Regions from separate parts of the Homo sapiens genome. Here region 1 is linked to region 2. A link is an interaction called in ENCODE POLR2A ChIA-PET data of the cell type or tissue named here. Cell type or tissue: OCI-LY7. All regions are shown on one strand.

Region 1 (4,000 bases), 65 kb before region 2:
ATCTGATCTTTGACAAACTTGACAAAAACAAGAAATGGAGAAAGGATTCCCTATTTAACAAACGGTGCTGGGAAAACTGGCTAGCCATATGTAGAAAGCTGAAACTGGATACCTTCCTTATGCCTTACACAAAAATTAATTCAAGATGGATTAAAGACTTAAATGTTAGACCTAAAACCATAAGAACCCTAGAAGGAAACCTAGGCAATACCATTCAGGACATAGGCATGGGCAAGGACTTCATGTCTAAAACACCAAAAGCAATGGCAACAAAAGCCAAAATTGACAAATGGGATCTAATTAAACTAAAGAGCTTCTGCACAGCAAAAGAAACTACCATCAGAGTGAACAGGCAGCCTACAGAATAGGAGAAAATTTTTGCAATCTACGCATCTGACAAAGGGCTAATATCCAGAATCTACAATGAACTCAAAGAGATTTACAAGTAAAAACAACCCCATCAAAAAGTGGGCAAATGATATGAACAGACACTTCTCAAAAGAAGACATTTATGCAGCCAACAGATACATGAAAAAATGCTCATCATTACTGGTCATCAGAGAAATGCAAATCAAAACCACAACGAGATACCATCTCATACCACTTAGGATGGCGATCATTAAAAAGTCAGGAAACAACAGGTGCTGGAGAGGGATGTGGAGAAATAGGAGCACTTTTACACTGTTGGTGGGACTCTAAACTAGTTCAACCATTGTGGAAGACAGTGCGGCAATTCCTCAGGGATCTAGAACTAGAAATACCATTTGACCCAGCCATCCCATTACTGGGTATATACCCAAAGGATTATAAAACATGCTGCTATAAAGACACATGCACACGTATGTTTACTGTGGCACTATTCACAATAGCAAAGACTTGGAACCAACCCAAATGTCCAACAATGATAGACTGGATTAAGAAAACGTGGCACATATACACCATGGAATACTATGCAGCCATAAAAAATGATGAGTTCATGTCCTTTGTAGGGACATGGATGAAGCTGGAAACCATCATTCTCAGCCAACTATCACAAGCACAAAAAACCAAACACTGCATGTTCTCACTCATAGGTGGGAATTGAACAATGAGAACACATGGACACAGGAAGGGTAACATCACACACTGGGGACTGCTGTGGGGTGGGGGTTGGGGGAGGGATAGCATTACGAGAGATACCTAATGTAAATGACGAGTTAATGGGTGCAGCACACCAACATGGCACATGTATACATATGTAACTAACTTGCACATTGTGCACATGTACCCTAGAACTTAAAGTATAATGAAAAAAAGAATCAAGAAATACCAAAAATTTGAAAATAAAATATATGTTTTATGTGTATGTTTAAAATATATATGTTTAAATTCAAAAGAGGAGGCTGTGTATTGGAGCTCCCTTTAAAAGACATCATAGGTCAGCACAGTGGCTCATGCCTGTAATCTTAACACTTTGGGAAGCCAAGGCAGGTGAATTGCTTGAGCCAAGCAGTTTGAGACGAACCTGGCAACATGCCAAAACCATGTGTCTATAAAATATACAAAAAATTAGTTGGGTGGTGGTGTGCATCTGTAGTCCCCGCTACTCGGGAGACTGAGGTAGGAAGATCACTCAAGCCTGGGAGGTTGAGGCTGTGGTGAACCGTGATTGTGCCACTGCACTCCAGCCTGGGCAGCAAAGAGATACCCTTTCTTAAAAAAAAAAAAAATATAATATATATATATATATATGTGTGTGTGTGTGTGTGTGTGTGTATGAAAGTGAACCTTAGAAAATGGCTAGTTTTTGACCAAATTGGGAGGGGTCAGGGGTCTTTGTTTATTTATTTAGGCTATTGTGTATCTAAGCATTTGCTAGACCTTAATTTATGGTTAAAAATATTTTCAATATAAAATAGAATTCAAAGCCAAAGTTTAGCTGTGGGAGATGTCACCTTCTGCTTCTGAGATATGCTTTAAGATATCTGCAGTCAGACTCATTCTTTTAAGAACACTCAGCACACTAATCAGTCATGGTTTCCCTAAAGGGAAATAATAAAAGTTGTCCTGGGGTCTTCACAGCTGCTGCACTTTTCCGTGTCCTACATCATGTCCAGTTTTCAATGGTTTTTACAATGTTTTTGTTTTTGTTTTTTTTGCAAAACACAATATGAGGGGCCAACTTCTGGGAGTGCTTAGGTGAGATAATTAGTCTCTATGAAGTAGAATTCTGAAAAAATCCATTTCATATCCACTGAACCAGTGCTTAAAGCTCCAGATAGGAATTTAGAACTGACACTTGTGCCTGCAGGAATACTGCCAGGATTTCTGGATGGAACAAGTACCATGTCATATCCAAAGATTTCTCTAGTAGCTTCCAATACCTGATTGTGAACTTTTGCTGACTTGTCTGCATCAGAATTATCCAGATAGTTTACTCAAAATATTGATTGAGTTTTCACCTACTCTCTGAAGATTTTTATGCAGGTGGTCTGAGCAGGGATCCAGGAATATTTTAAGTCCACTACCCAGCTAATTCTAATGCAGAAGCCAGTGTTGGGGCCACCACTCTGGTACTTGATCTGTTTTAGAAGGCAGAGGATCAAATGACTACATTCTCCTTTTTGTGATGCAAACATGAGGGATATTATAGTATTAAAGATAGAACACCAACCTTGGAATCAGAAAATCTGGCTTTATAGCCTAGCTTTCTCACTTAATAGCTTTGTAATTTTGAGCATATCATCAATTTTCTCTAAGCTTCAGTTTCTCATCTGTAAATTATTCATACTCCCATTTCCTTTACGTGTGTTCACTTTCTATTTTACATTAAGTATCATTTTAAAGCAGTGGTTGTCAAGCTTTAGCTGCAGCAAAATTTTCAAATGGGGTTTTAGAAACACAGATTGACGCCCACTCCTCCAATTATGATTCACTAGGTCTAAGGTGGGATCTGAGAATGCACGTTTCTAACAATTCCCAGGTGATTCTGATGCTGCTGGGAGACCACACTTTGAAAACTGCTAGTGTAAAGCATGATCATATATGTGATAGCTTTTTAAACTGTTAATAATGCCGTGTAAAAGTAAAGATATGATATAACTCCTCCCCGCAAAACTGACAATTATTTTACCTTCTATAACTGAGCAAATGATTAGGACATTTGAGCAAATGATGAGGATCTGAACATTTTTCTTATCTACCAGATTTGCTACCATTTTTCAATGCAAACTGGTACAAAAATTGCTTGTGGATTTTGCTAAACAATATGTTAATATTCATGTATTTTTTGTTCTTTTATTTATGTTTTATTTAGTTGAACGAAGAAGAAACAACAGAACATCAGAAGGTGAAATGTCCACACTGTAACAAGGAAATAGATGAGATCTTTAACACTGAAGCAATGGAGCTGGCCAACAGGCGTCTCTTGTCAGCACAAATAGTACTGTATTATTCTCTTTTGAAATTATGTTTGGCCAAAAATTATGTTGAAAAATTCCTCCTTTATAAAGACATCTTGATCATGCTCACTTAATAGATTGTTTACAAAGGCAAAGGGAAGTTTGACATTGTCTTAGGAATCTGCTTGATTGGAAAGAAAAAGAAAGAGAGAGAGGAAAGAAAGAAAAAGAAAGAAAGAGAAAGAAAGAAAGAAAGGGAGAAAAAGAGAGAGAGAGAGACGAAAGACAGAGAAAGAAGGAAAGAAAGAAATTCACTCACATTAACTTAAGTAAAGAGTGATTTATTTATGAAGAATTGGGAATTTGACAGATCCCAATTGTAGAAATTGCAACTGGGGTTAAACTTCAGATGTGTTAGGCAATCAGTTCTGTGATATTGCCCATCTCTGGATCCAAGCCAGTTTTTCATGTAATGATACAGCCAAATCCTCTAATAGCTGACTGAAGAGAGTATTATGTTTTCATTCAAATATTAGCTAAAAATTAGAGAAATGCTGTAGCACAGCAGCATACAAACTGTTGGAAATTGCTAATAGGCTAGTTTTCATTTTCTCTCCAGG
Region 2 (4,000 bases):
ACACAAACAAATGAAAAACATCCTATGCTCATGGATCAGAAGAATTAGTACTGTTGAAGTGACCACACTGCCCAAAGCAACCTATAGATTGAATGCAATATCTATCAAAATGCCCTGATTTTCACAGAATTGGAAAAAACTATCCTAAAATTCATATGGAACCAAAAAAGAGCTCAAATATCCAAAGCAATCCTAAGCAAAAAGAACAAAGCTGGGGGAATCACATCACCTAACTTCAAATTATACTATAAAGATATAGTAATCAAAACAGCATGAAACTGGTTTACAAATATACACATACATCAATGGAACAGAATTTAAAAACCCAGAAATAAAGCCACATTTTACAGCCAACTGATTTTGACAAAGTCAACAACAACATAGGGAAAGGACACACCAATTTTCATTGATAGACACATTTTACTAAGTTTCCATGCTATTATGTGAATCTTACCTAATTAAATTATTAGCTTTAATAGTGTACATAAACAAAAAAACTTTATTCCTTAAACCATAGTGCACAAAATAAAATATCAAATTTACATCCTTCTTTTCCAGACATGTTTTATTCCCAAAACTCACTTGTATGATGCTTTTGAGCAATGCTCTCCTCTCATTAAACAAAAAATGTGGCTAAAACTTGGACTCGCTATTACAGCCAGAAAAATCAGAGAACACTTATCTTATGAGGTAGGAAGTGCTTGTATAAACTTGTCTTTCTTTCTTTGAATGGAATGGCATTAAAACATTATAATTGACTATTTATGAATATATACTGAACTTCATAGACTAATAATAGACTGAAATTGTGTTTTCTAAAACAGGATTGGAACTACAATATGCAACTAAAGCTCTCTAATATTTATGTAGTAGATATACCAATGAGTACCAAAACTGATATTTATGATGAAAATCTAATCTATGTTATCCTCATACATGGAGCTGTAGAAGATTGTCTGTTACGAAAAACTTATAGAGCACCTTTCTTAATTCCTATAACATGCCATCAGGTAAAGAAATATTGATTCCTGTCTTCAGATCAATATGCCATATGTCCAACAATGTATTAACGTCAGAAAAACTGTCACTATAATCTTAAGCTTTTCATCTTCCAATCTTCTCCCTTTTCCCACCACTCCATAAACACTCACTCATACCCACAACCACACCCACATAGGCCCACACACACCAAGTTCATTGACTGCTTTGGCACTTGCTAGCCCAAGCACAAGCTATTCCCATCCAATGCCTATGAAGGCCAAGCTGGACATTTTGGTTACAGTTAGATTTTGGTACAGTTATTCATTGCAAAAGAGGGTGCATTTATTTTACTCACATGTTGCAGAAAAACTGTATCAACAATGCTCTAGAAAGGTTCTGCCAGACTGATGCTGAATTGAGTATTAGTAGTATTCCTACAGCTGCTTTGAAAGTGAATGTCTTCTCATATTTAAATTGCTAATTGAGTTCCCCTGCCAATCAAAATGAGAACCTGAGCCATGTAAAGAAGGAAAGAAGTTGTGTGTGTGTGTGTGTGTGTGTGTGTGTGTGTGTGTGTGTGTGTATTGTTTTGTGTTGGGGGAGAATCAGAGAGGCACATGTCAATAGGAATCAGGGCACATAAAAGACACAGCTACAAAAAGTAATTCAAAGAGGACTCAGAGTTATTTAAAATATGCTGGAATACAGTGCTATATATTGAAATGATAAAAAAAATGATACTTACAACTTATCCTCAAGAGATCTCTCAACCAAGTGAAAAGAAACAAATAAGTAAAGATATTAATAAGATGTTTTACAGCTAGGATAAAAGCACTTACAGGGTAGATTTTGGACATAAGAAAAAAGTGTAATGGGAATGGGAGGGATCCCAAGGTGAGAAAGGATCACAAGAAAATTTTCTAAGTGGACATCACCAGCACTGACATAATGCTTAATGAGAGGAAGTGAAACATTCTCCGCTACGCTGCTCTCTACCTCTATCCTTGAACATGTAACAGAGATTTGGTGTGGGTGCTTGTTGAGAATTTAGACAGCCAAGCAGGAGCCTGAAGCCTGATAAACTCTATCTACTTTCCTAGAAACAGAGCCCTACTCATTGTGGATTTGGGTACCAGTGTGATTCAAACTATATTGAAAACAACCACAAGGTGGAAGAATATTTTGAAATATTTCTATATGGCAGAAAGAAAGTTTAATGAAAAGAATATTTTGAAATACTCTTTTCATTAAACTTTCTTTCTGCCATGTGGAAAAAGTCTCTGGATGATTTTTAAAGGGCCATTGGTAATTCATTCTTAATCATTTTTTTCATATGGAATAGAAATATTTAAAAATCAATGAATGTATATGGAATAGTGACTTTTACAAAACCAATATATCCAAGTATTTTAAGATATTAATCTTATTTGTGTTGATTTGTTAATATTTTCCATTTTTCCCAGATACCTAGAGAAAGCCAGAAATAGCAGCTTACTAGGTAAATTTTTAATTGTAGGATATTTGCTCAGAAATTAACTTGCATTCTGTCAACTTTCAGATACAAAGTATTGAAGATTTCACAAAAGTAGTGATTATTCAAACTCCGATTAACATGAAAACATTCAGAAGGAATATTAGAAAGTTTGTTCCTAAACATAAAAGTTATCTTACACCAGGATTAATAGGTGAGTTAGACTTCTTTCAGCAATTGTGAAAACTTACTTTCCCTTTATAAAATAGCCATATGTGTATTTGGAAACTGTTGTTTGCATTCTGCCTAATATATTGAGGAATCCTTTTAACTGCCATATTTGCTATTCAATGTATGAGTTCAGACAGACAATATTGAAGTTACATTTTTAAATTATTATATATTTCATCCATAAGAACAAAAGTGCATAATTATCAAAATGATATGAAAAAAGGTTAATGAGGGAATTACTAGCTCTTCCCCAAAATTAAGATATGTTACATAGCAATAACAATAAAAAGAGCATTGTACTGTCTGAACAACAAACATAAATCACTGGAACTAGATGAATAATTTTGATATAAAGCCTATTCTTCTTACAGATTTTAATAGATAAAACTTTAATCATAACATATATGATTATTTAATCACTACTATTAAGACCATGGTTAAAATTTGAAAAATACTTTTGAGATAAATTTAAAAATTGAATTTTGAGATAAATATTAAAAATTTAAAAATTATTGAATAAGTAATAATAATAGAATTTAATTGATCAATTCATTAAAGGAGAAATAATGTTCAAAATATAGAAATATAGAAATCAATTTTAAAATCCTGTGTCTATAAAAAATATTACCAATCAAGAGATCAACCAAAGACAATTCACAGGTGAAAACTTGCACTGAAAACACAATGTGGGATTCTCTCTCCTGCTGCCCTGTGAAGAGGTGCTGTCCACCATGACTGTAAGTTTCTTGAGGCCTCCCCAGCCATGTGGAGCTCTCCAGCTCGAAGGATGCACATTTAACATTTAAAGAAATGCTAGACTCCAATCTACAGCTCCCAGCATGAGTGACGCAGAAGACGGGTGATTTCTGCATTTCCAACTGAGGTACCGGGTTCATCTCACTGGGGAGTGTCAGAAAGTGGGTGCAGGACAGTGGGTGCAGCGCACCAAGTGTGAGCTGAAGCAGGGCAAGGCATTGCCTCACCTGGGAAGCACAAGGGGTTAGGGAATTCCCTATCCTAGTCAAAGAAAGGGGTGACAGACGGCGCCTGGAAAATCGGGTCACTCCCACCCTAATACTGTGCTTTTCCAACGATCTTAGCAAACGGCACACCAGGAGATTATATCCAGCGCCTGGCTTGGAGGGTCCTACGACCACGGAGCCTCACTCACTGCTAGCACAGCAGTCTGAGATCAAACTGCAAGGCAGCAACAAGGCTGGGGGAGGGGGACCCGCCATTGCTTAGGCTTGAGTAGGTAAACAAAGCGGCCAGGAAGATCGAACTGGGTGGAGCCCACTGCAGCTCAAGGAGGCCTGC

The links. Peaks named below come from ENCODE experiments on the same cell type or tissue, not always from the same donor. Only the 100,000 strongest peaks of a DNase experiment are listed, where the experiment ranks them.
Region 1: POLR2A ChIA-PET joins it to region 2 with 6 read pairs; 2 of 35 experiments call an interaction of 5 or more read pairs at or near these places.

Annotation. Positions count from the first base shown.
Region 1 is chr3:112,230,782-112,234,781 of GRCh38, reverse strand. SLC9C1 (solute carrier family 9 member C1) reads left to right here. Exons shown (of 29, transcript NM_183061.3): 13 at 3,296-3,421. Among named protein-coding and RNA genes, the nearest start is that of SLC9C1, 61 kb to the left of the region's middle. In OCI-LY7, no CTCF peak of the experiment used is centred here; no DNase peak of the experiment used is centred here.
Region 2 is chr3:112,165,887-112,169,886 of GRCh38, reverse strand. It overlaps SLC9C1 (solute carrier family 9 member C1), which reads left to right. Exons shown (of 29, transcript NM_183061.3): 24 at 559-690; 25 at 825-1,010; 26 at 2,540-2,666. Among named protein-coding and RNA genes, the nearest start is that of TBILA, 34 kb to the right of the region's middle. In OCI-LY7, no CTCF peak of the experiment used is centred here; a DNase peak (open chromatin) is centred at 1,986.